Linked DNA regions of Mus musculus: region 2 is linked to region 1. Evidence: chromatin loops called from intact Hi-C (ENCODE). Cell type or tissue: left cerebral cortex. All regions are shown on one strand.

Evidence for each region. Hi-C counts contacts between places; a loop is a spot of excess contacts. Peaks named below come from ENCODE experiments on the same cell type or tissue, not always from the same donor. Only the 100,000 strongest peaks of a DNase experiment are listed, where the experiment ranks them.
Region 2: a loop joins it to region 1, with 2.1 times the contacts of the local background. A loop is called at or near these places in 1 of 42 quality-filtered maps.

The regions. Positions count from the first base shown.
Region 1 is chr10:69,703,675-69,708,674 of GRCm38, forward strand. The region is part of intron 1 of Ank3 (ankyrin 3, epithelial); the gene reads left to right. Among named protein-coding and RNA genes, the nearest start is that of Gm33464, 140 kb to the left of the region's middle. In left cerebral cortex, no CTCF peak of the experiment used is centred here; DNase peaks (open chromatin) are centred at 2,478, 2,828, 3,823, 4,436 and 1 more place; H3K4me3 peaks cover 2,944 bases; H3K27ac peaks cover 3,795 bases.
Region 2 is chr10:69,772,603-69,777,602 of GRCm38, forward strand. All of the region lies in intron 1 of Ank3 (ankyrin 3, epithelial), which reads left to right. Among named protein-coding and RNA genes, the nearest start is that of Gm33416, 91 kb to the right of the region's middle. In left cerebral cortex, a CTCF peak has its summit at 2,817; DNase peaks (open chromatin) are centred at 428 and 4,847; H3K27ac peaks cover 185 bases.

The sequences.
Region 1 (5,000 bases):
TGTGTCTAATGACAGCTACAGTGTACTTACGTATCATAATAAATCTTTGGGCCAGAGTGAGTGGGCCCTGAGTGAGCAGAGGTTGCTCAGAGAACTCTCACAACCACATGGCTCACAACCATCTGTAAAATTACGGTGTATTCATATATGTAAAATAAATAACTAAATCTTAAAAAAAAAAAAACCTCTACTAGCTTGTGCCTAAGATTTTATTTTTGATGAGCTCCTGACTTACTTATATAAGTAAGTAGCCAATAGAATTTTCCTCATTACTGGGTCATAAACGTCATACTACAGACTCAGCTTCTGGTCATTTTGGAGAAGCAATGGATTCCCCTACTGGGGAGTGCCCCAGCTTATTCTCTGTTACTGGTGGAGATCAATGTTGGTATATTATTGCTTTGCCAGCCTCCCTTGGAAAAGTTACCTTGATCAAGGGTACGTATAAATATGCCACACTTTAAAAGTTATCATTAGTGTCTATACAGGGAGGAAAACAGATCCGGAAGCCAGAGGGAGAGTAGCCAGTTTTGTAGCTGGCTGCCCTCTTCAGCTGGCTGAAACTGTGTGAATATTCCTGAAAAGTATAGGACTTAGAATGATGCCACACAAAATTTTCACGTTATCCTTTCCTCTGCCCCACTTACGTTTTGTGGAGGACAGAGTCCTGGTGGGAAACCTAAAGCCACTAATGTTTCCCACCAACCCAATTAGGGCTCGTCTGCTATTGAATTTGAGTTAGAATTAACTCTGTACCTTCTCGGCCTTTGTCTGCTTCTTGCTAGGTAAGATAGTCTGATAGGCAATATAGAATATAGAAACTCTGTATGTGGATGTGCATGTGTATTTGTGTGTTTGCATGTGGACAATGCGTGGATATGCACACCAGCACGCATGCACTCACGCGTGTGCACACACACACACATCTTAGGTATCACTGCCTTTTTAAAGGCAGTGTGTCTCATTGGCCTGGAACTGACCAAGTACACTGAGGGGGCTCGCCACTGAACCCCTGGGGTTTGCTGTCTCTACCTCCCCAACTTGGATTACAAGTGTGAGCCATCACACCTATCTACTTTGTATCCAGTGTGGGTTCTGGAGACCATAGGCAGGTTTTTATGATACGCCGTTTCCCCATACCTGAAATGCCTTCGTTGTGAAGATACTTCAGTGGAAATCAAGCTTGTGTGAATATGTGTGCATAGCAGGCCCTCATCTACTGTGTGACCAGGGTGCTTCTCATTTGACCTCAGCGGCATGTGCCATCTACTTCTAATAAGACTATTGGGCTGTGGGTCCTGCATCTTCCAGGTCCTGGAACCTGCCTGGTGATGTCTAGAGGACCTTCCATGGAAGAGAGGGACCTTTGATATCTCTAGCACAACAGTCTGTGGGTGCTGCTGCAAGGAGTTCCACTCAGTGCTCTTGGTGTAAACCAGGTGAGAAACAGCTATGTGGAACCCCAACCCAAGCCCCACAATGCCGTGGGCTTAATGATCCATCTATTGTACAGCTCAGAGAGCTTCCTCCTCAAAGCCCAGTGTATCCACCTTCCAAGCTAAGGCCTGCTGTGCTCAGACCGCACTAGGGAGCCTCTTTCTATTCCCCTTACTTTCTTGATGATACAGAGATGTCTTAACTTGAGCCCACAGGCTTTGGGCCCAGTCTAGCATTTCAGGTGTTTATTGCAAAAACTGTTAATGTCAGTGCTGGTGTGTGTGTGTGTGTGTGTGTGTGTGTGTGTGTGTGTGTCAGTATATGTGAGTGCCTGAGTGTTTGAGTGTGTCTATGTGTATGTGTGCACATGCAGGTGTATGTCTGTGAGTGTGTCTGTATGTGTGTCAGTGTGTGAGTGTGAATATATATGTATGTATGTTTGTGTCAGTGTGGGTGAGTGCCTGAGTGTTTGAGTGTGTCTATGTGTGTGTGTCAGTGTGTATATGTATATGTTTGTGTGTGTATATGTGTGTGTGTTTGAGTGTGTCTATGTGTGTGTGTCAGTGTGTGTATGTGTATGTATGTGTGTGAGTGTATGTGTGTGTGTTTCATTCCCTATTTAGGAGATCTCTTCCAGTGCACGCTCAGAAGACCCCAGTGTCTCTGAGCCTTCTTGCCTCACTTCTCACAATGAATATTCAGAGGCTGCAGTCACCAAGGACTCAGGTCCTACTACTACAGCCCTAGCATGAAAGCCACCAGGAAACACTGATGACAGCCCCCCACCCCTGCTCTCTGCCCCTCACAGGGCAGTAGAGGAGAGAGTCTTGGGGAACCTCTGAATCGAACATCTGTCCCTCCCAGCAGTGGGCTCACGCCGTTCTGGATAGTGTGTTGTCATGAGCATGTTGTTTTAAAAAGACAACAGACCCTTCTGTACTCCTCCCCACAGAATGCATCAGGACTAACTGGGCATAATGGATGCCCTGTTGAGAGCAGCAGTGCATGCATTGTTTGCCTGAAAATTCGCTCAGCATCTCCCTGGGAAAACGTGGCTGATTTATTTTATATATTTCGCCACCATCAGCAGTTGAACTCAAGCTGCTCCGTTCTCTGAAGGGTTAATTTTCGCTCGGTGCGGATCTAGGCTGATGGATAAATTGCAGCTCTCTCTCTCTCTCTCTCTCTCTCTCTCTCTCTCTCTCTCTCTGTCTCTCTCTCTCTCTCTTTTTGTGGAGGATTCTGAAGCCGTTTCTTCAGGATTAGTGCTGGCTTCTCGGCTGCCGCATGTGGGGTGACTCCGGATCTTTCTCCTTTACAAGAGCCACCCTTTGCAGCATTCCCCCTTTGGAGGAACCACTTAGACACTTCCAGCTAGTGGCAGGGGATGCGGCCATAACACAGCTCCTCCGGTCCCAGCTGCCTCCACTACAGCCTCTGCACCAGGATGGCTGTGCTCTCCTCCAGAGGGGAAGGCTCAGCAAGGTGTAGGATGAGATCTGGCCCCTGCTGTGGTGGGTTTTGAAAGCTGCAGTTTCCCCAGCATCTCTGCCTCTCTGCCTCTTGGATGCCTTTCTGCTCAGGCTTCTCTCCTGCGAGGGCTATGCTGCTCTATGCCTGATTAGAGGTACCCAAGGAGATCACCTTTCTCAGAGAAAGCTCTGCGCGCTGCTTGAGACAGGGTCTTTTTCAAATGCATTATGGCTCATGCCGCCTCCCAGTTAAAGAAAAACAGGGATTTAGAAATCAATGCGGAAGAAGAGACTGAGAAAAAAAGGAAACACCGCAAACGGTCCCGGGATCGCAAGAAAAAGGTAGCTATGTGTGCCATGGCCTCTCATCTTTGTGTGTGGATCTCCTTTGACATCTGTGGCAAGCATGGAGAGATCTTTTCACGTGCAGCATAGAGCGTAAATTGGGAGTAGAGGTGGGGGGCTATGGGTGAAGCATGGTCACAGGCTGGGCTTGGGCCAGGGATGCCTTTCTCTGAGGGGGCTGGGGGGGTTATGATTGCAGGGCTCTGCAGAAGGTGCGCCTCACTTTTCAGAGGCTCCGGCACGTTTGTACAACACACAAGGGTGTTGTCAAGGAGTTAAAGTTACTTTCTTTGCAGCTGGGTCAAGGTTAAATCGACTGCAGGTGACTTGTGTTTGTGGGAGAGCCGGCCTTTGTACTTCTTAGAGGTCCCTTGTGCGGGAAAAGGAGCTTTGTGTTGGAAGTGTGTCACATGTGTGCCTGTCTTGGGCCGCTTTGTGACCTCAAGCTGGCTCCTGTTCTGCCTTCTTGCTGTCCTTGGGCCTCTTATCTCTAGGAGGCATTTTTTTTTTTCAGCTGGGGTTCTGCCATGGAAATGAGCTACTAGAAATAACTTTTTTGTGTGTGGTTAAATAGAACTGAAATCAGAGGTTTGAGTCTTACCTGCTGGGTGAGAGTGATCCTAAATGCAGGAATTCCTGTGACATGGGGGTGGAGGAGAGAGCCCTGCAGCCTTTATCACTGATGGCCTGAGATCAAAGCCCTGATGGGGCATTGTATACCCCCTTCTGATGTCTAGGACTATGGGAGAGGGAGACACAGGAGAGAGATTCTGGGCCAGTGGTATATTTCATTGCAGCTAAAGATTTCTTACTATTTGATAGCTTTGTCCTTTAAGATGACTCCTGGGTACTGGCTGCTCTGTGATGCTCCAAAGGACTTTCCCTGCATGGCAATTAATAAAATTTGACCAAAACCCAGTGATCTGAATATAGAAGCCAGTCATAAAGCATTTTGGTGTGTCTTTGTGTGAAAACCCTAAGGAAAAGGAGGTTTCTCTATAGTTCTCTGCCTTGATCTGTCTGCTTTGCAAATGACAGGCAAATTCCATCCATCCTCTCTTCAAGGGAGAGATGGCGATCTGGCTGGGGTTAGGAGTAGGTCTTCTGCCTTTTGAGAGGGAACAGCCTGTAGGAGATAGGATTTGGAGGGCTGCGGTGGTTTTGCGGCAAGATGTTACATTTGCACAATTTCCCTTGGGTGTTGGTGTAAATAAACTCCTTGGCTCTGCTTTCATGGAAGTACAAACTTGGGGTAAGGAATTCTGTGCTGGTTCGTTTCAAAACCTCATATAGCAGAGTTGGGAGATGACCGTGGTTTGTGAGGCTCTAGTCTTGCTTTATTCTATGGGGTTCGGCTAGGAGAAGGTCAGTATGGATGGCCTCTTGCCAAATAGCCCTGCCTCCACTCCCTGATGCTAAATGGCCTTTCATGACACCGAGGTACAGCGTCTTTTTTTAAAAATAAAGGTTCAGTGTCACCCTGAAGGTTGACGGCAGGACCTATGTAGCACAATGGCTGATCTGGTCCCCTGTGTGACTAGGAAGCCACACGGGGGAAGGGTGAGGTAGAGTTGCTTCAGGACTCACTGAGCTGGAGCAAAAGCTTCGTGGACCAGAATGCTTTGCTAGAAGTGTGACAATCTGCCCAATGTAAATCTCTTAGCAACTGGAGGGCCACATAGCGCAATATCAATATCGCCATTGTGGACAGGCAAGCTGATGTAGATACATTGTTCTCAGGACGCT
Region 2 (5,000 bases), 69 kb after region 1:
ATTGACTGAAGAAAGTCAGCTAGTGTGTTGAGTTTGCACCGTGAAGTAGTCAGCAGAGGTTCACATGTGGACAAAGATGGAATGTGACCTTATCATTGGGGAATTCTAATCCGTATAATAAACAGCGCACAAATAGGCAGGCACAGCTCAACTATGACATAGATATATGTGACACACATGGAGGGAGCCAGAGAAACAGCTCAATAGTTAAGTGAGCGGACTGCGGCATGGGATAGACATGGAAGCAGAGAGACCACCGCGGCTGGAGAGTAGCCGGAGATAGCGTGGATTGATTTTGTGTTTTTGATAATTACCTCAACATAACTTAAGGGAGAAAGGGTTTGTTACAGCTCACAGTTTGGGAGTGTAGTCCTTCAAGGCTGGAAAGTCAAAATAGCAGGAGCTTAAAGCAGCACCACATTACATCCAGAATGAGAACACGGATAGTGATGCACGCATGCGCAGCTTAGCTTTCCTTCTCGGTTCTGTAACATCCAGGATCTCCTGCCCACAGTACTCAGTTAACGTAATCAGGATGATCCCTCACAGACATTCGCAGAGGCGAGCTAAAGCCTCACAGGCACGTCCCACCCGGTCCTAGAGTCTGGCAAGTTGACATTTAACACTATCACAGAATCAAATTCTTAACCCTGTTAGTTAGTGAAGGTAAGAAAAAGGGGCTGCTCCCCGAATGCCCTGGAAAATATCTACGTATAGCTTAAACTTCAGGAGGTGATGGAGAAAGGGCAGGGATACGTTGGTTTTCTTTTTAAGCCTTCCAAAACTCTGTGGGAAATAATTAAATCGTAGCAACTGAATCTCCAAATTAAAATTTCCAGATGTTTTCTTCAGTGTGACTGGAGGAAGAAATAGACTATTTTCTGGATCATTTACATTTGAGTTATTGGACTTTAGATTTTTTTAAATAAATAAATGTTTCATCTGTAACTGTGATTTTAACTGTATTACAGCTATCCGAGAATCTCATTTTACTTATTTGATATGTGCTTGGAATCATGGCAACATGGCCACTCTAACAGGACTGGTGCCCTGGCCTTTCTTTAGGCTAACACTCCTTGAGATACACTTAGTGTTCTGCCTCTGCATTCATTTTTGTATCTCCAATAAAAAAATATAGATACATAGATAGATATACAGACAGACAGGTAGATTTTAAATCACAGAGCATGAAAACACTTTCAAGGAAGATTTAAATAAAACATTAAGCAGGGAATTATTATAAAAACGTTGCCAAAGCTGGCTGTACCTAGAGTGATAAGCATCTGAGAAGCTGAGACAGGAGAAATTATAGGCTTGACGTTGTTAGTGGGATGAAGAGTAGCAGCCTGTCTCAAAAAATAAAAACGAACCCAAACCAAACATATGAAGCTGGGAGTCCATTCTGTTTATCAGACAAAACACTCTGGAGTGGGTACAACAATGTCTACACTTAGGCAGAGGCGGGCTTATTACCCGGTCATCAGTTCAAGGGTCTACACAGGGCTACCTGATAACGCCCCATCTCAAAGAAAAATAGTAATAATGGTAATGATAATAGATAGATGATTGATAGATAGATAGATGATCAATAGATAAATGATAGGTGATAGATAGATGATCAGTAAATAGATGATAGAGAGATAGAGATAGAGATGATAGATGACTAGTAGATAGATGATAGAGAGATAGATGATAGATGATCAGTAGATAGATGTAGATAGATTATAGATAGACTGATGTGTTAAAATCTCAGCTCCCATCTGAACATAGCAAGCACACTGAGCCCAAGCAGTTCCACGTGTGAGAGGTTTATTGGGGGTGGGGGAAGAGAGAGAGAGAGAGAGAGAGAGAGAGAGAGAGAGAGAGAGAGAGAGAGAGGTAGGTTGTGGTAGAAAGAGGAGAGGGAAAAGAGAGAGGGAGGGGTGTTCCCCTTATTTATATGGAAAATGACATAATGCAAGTAAAGGTGAGAGGTGAGCCAAGTGGATTCTGGAAATATGGTAGCTGTTGTCTTGGTAACAGGTCTGTAGGTTGCGCTGTCACCTATGTGATGTCATAGTTTGGGAAGTCCTGATGCCAACATACACGATAGATAGATAGATAGATAGATAGATAGATAGATAGATAGATAGATATCAATAGGTAGATAATAGATAATGAAAGATAATAGGTAGGTGATACATACATACATAGACACATAGATTGATAGATTATAGATAGATCATAGATAGATATCTCCCTACTACTGTTAATTTTTTGTGCACTTATCTTGTACCCCATTCCTGTCCTGAGGAACTCTGAAATCTTCTCCCAAACCCCTAGCATACTGTATAGCTGTAAGCCACACAGGAGATAAGGGCAGGGTAGAAAATGGTTGTTAGCTGGGTGGTGGTGCCACACGCCTTTAATCCCAGCACTCGGGAGGCAGAAGCAGGTGGATTTCTGAGTTCGAGGCCAGCCTGGTCTATAAAGTGAGTTCCAGGATAGCCAGGGCTATACAGAGAAATCCTGTCTCAAACAAACAAACAAACAAACAAACAAACAAAATGGTTGTTGTTAACCAGAAACCTCTTCGCTAATTCAGAAATTCCTTACAGGTGAATTCTGTCAGTGTCCCCCCATCTGTAACTGGCTGGGAAACCTTTAGCTTTCAAGTCATGTTGATGTTGACCCCAGCCTCTGGCCGGAAGCCCTGTTGTATTCCCTTAGGCCTGTTCTTCCTAGAACATTGACCATTTTCTAATGAGTTAGCAACAGATTTTGTTTTGTTTTGATCTTTTTGTTTGTTTGTTTTTTTATGGAGAAGGGTAGTTTTACCCTTCTCCTGAAGGGGAGCTATCTTCTTGTCCTTGTCACCTTTATAAGTGGACTCCAGCCACCTCAGACATCTCCCAGTCCTCCAGTCAGCAGGTCTACTCTTCTATATAAAATGTTCTTGGCCCCTGAAGAGAAGGACTTGGGTTTTCAGTCCAGAGGATCTCCTATGGTTTTGTAGCCATGTGATAGGTCCATGGTTTTTCCAGGAACTGATGGTTTGCTTTTGGATGTATGGTCTCAGGAATGAGCCCCCATCGGCATGCAAGGGCTGGACCAGACCTAGCTCTATTTACATAATACAATTGACAGAATGCCACTTTAAGGGAAAATGTAGTCAATGTCTGCTAGGGTTAATGTTTGGTAGGTTATCTTAGGATAGCACAATGGTGTAGTAACAAGACCTTGGGCAGTTTGCTTGTAAAATGAGCAACAGTAAATTGCTATAATATTATTAAAACTAAGTAGAGAAAAGATATAACGTGCTTATCCTAGTGACCAGAACATATTATTAGTATCCAGTTAATATCACTGATATTATAAAAATTTTGTTTATATTAGACATGGTAAGTAGGTGCCAGTTGACAGAAGGGATGTCATTTAAAATCTGGGACTGTTAAACTTGGTTCTCTGCAAGCATCCTAATTAGAATCTTCTGTAGAAAGTGTTACTTATTCATTCGGTCAGCCACTCAAAAAGTATTCACAGCATATTGAACACTGTTCTAGATGCAAGAGACAATCCTGTAACTAACAGAAACCTGGCTTTAGAGGAACTCATTCTAAAGCAGGCAGACACTAAGGTAACTGAGATATGTACCACCCCAGATAGAGGTTCTGCAAAAAGGGAAAGAGAGTCAGACGATGAAATAAGCGCAAATCTCGCTGGAAACTTTAGTCTCTCTCCCCATCCCTCTCCCCCGCTCTCTCTCTCTCTCTCCTTCTCCTCTCTCTCTCTCTCATCCCCCCCACACAGAGGTAGAGGGAGACTCCTTGACATCTGAGACCCTCTGATCAATCAAAGATGGTTTATAAATTTTGTCCAATGTCACCTGTTATACCATTGATTCTTTGGTCTCAGCTGAGACTTCTCTTTTTTTTTTAATTAATCATTTTACATTTCAAATGATATCCTTCTTCCCAGTTACCCCTCTACAAACTCCCATCCCATCCCTCCTCTCCCCCCTCTCCTTTGCCTCTATAAGAATGCTTGCCCACCCACACACCCACTCCCACCTCACCGCTCTAGCAATTCTCTACGCTGGGGCATCAAACCTCCACAGGACCAAGGGCCTCCCCTCCCACTGATGTCAGATAAGGCCATCCTCTGCTACATATGTATCTGGAGCCATGAGTCCAGCCATGTGTACTCTTTGGTTGGTGGTTTAGTCCCTGGAAGCTCTGGGTGGTCCAGTTAGCTAATAATTGTCCTTCCTATGGGGTTGCAATCCCCTTCAGCTCCTTCAGCCCCTTCTCCTTGCTCTTCCATTGGGGCTTCCAGGCTCAGTCTGATAGTTGGTTTTGAGTATCTACATCTATATTGGTCAGGGAAGTCCTTGAGAAATCCTTCCTGTAAACAGCACACACATTGGGGGACTGATTATAAACTGGAAGAGAAGACAGTTTCTGCGAGTGCTGGTTACTGGGGAAGAAGATTCAAGGTCAGGAAAAGAACCTGAAGGCAGCGGGATGTAGTGACAGGATGGCAGCGGTTAGGAGAAAATGAATGGATCCCAGAGTGGGTGGAGCAGGTTAACTTCCGGGTGCGCTCTGCTCCCGGGCAATGAAGACAGAGTGATGGAGCCAAGTCAGCACTTGCTCCTTACTCCACACAGTTATCCTCCTGACTAACAGGAGGCTCATTAGCCTCTCATCCCTGTTAATGCTTTCAGGACCCACTCCTGTGGCTGTTAACTGGCCATGCTTACTCCTTTTCCTGTGACTCATATGTTGCTCAGAAGTCACTGGCTTCCTGCAACTGTGACTCAGAACCTCCGTTCTCTTGAGAGTATGTCTTCAAGTGATGTCTTGACCCCGATGAAGCTTCGGTGATGTTGCCGCCAGCATCCTGGAAGCAAGGGCCGTTGCCCAACAGGATGTACTTTGTCCTCTTCTGTTCAATGTAACAGACACCTCTAATGGATCCTCAGGAGTGCCCCTCATCTGAGCTGCTATGGAGGAACCACC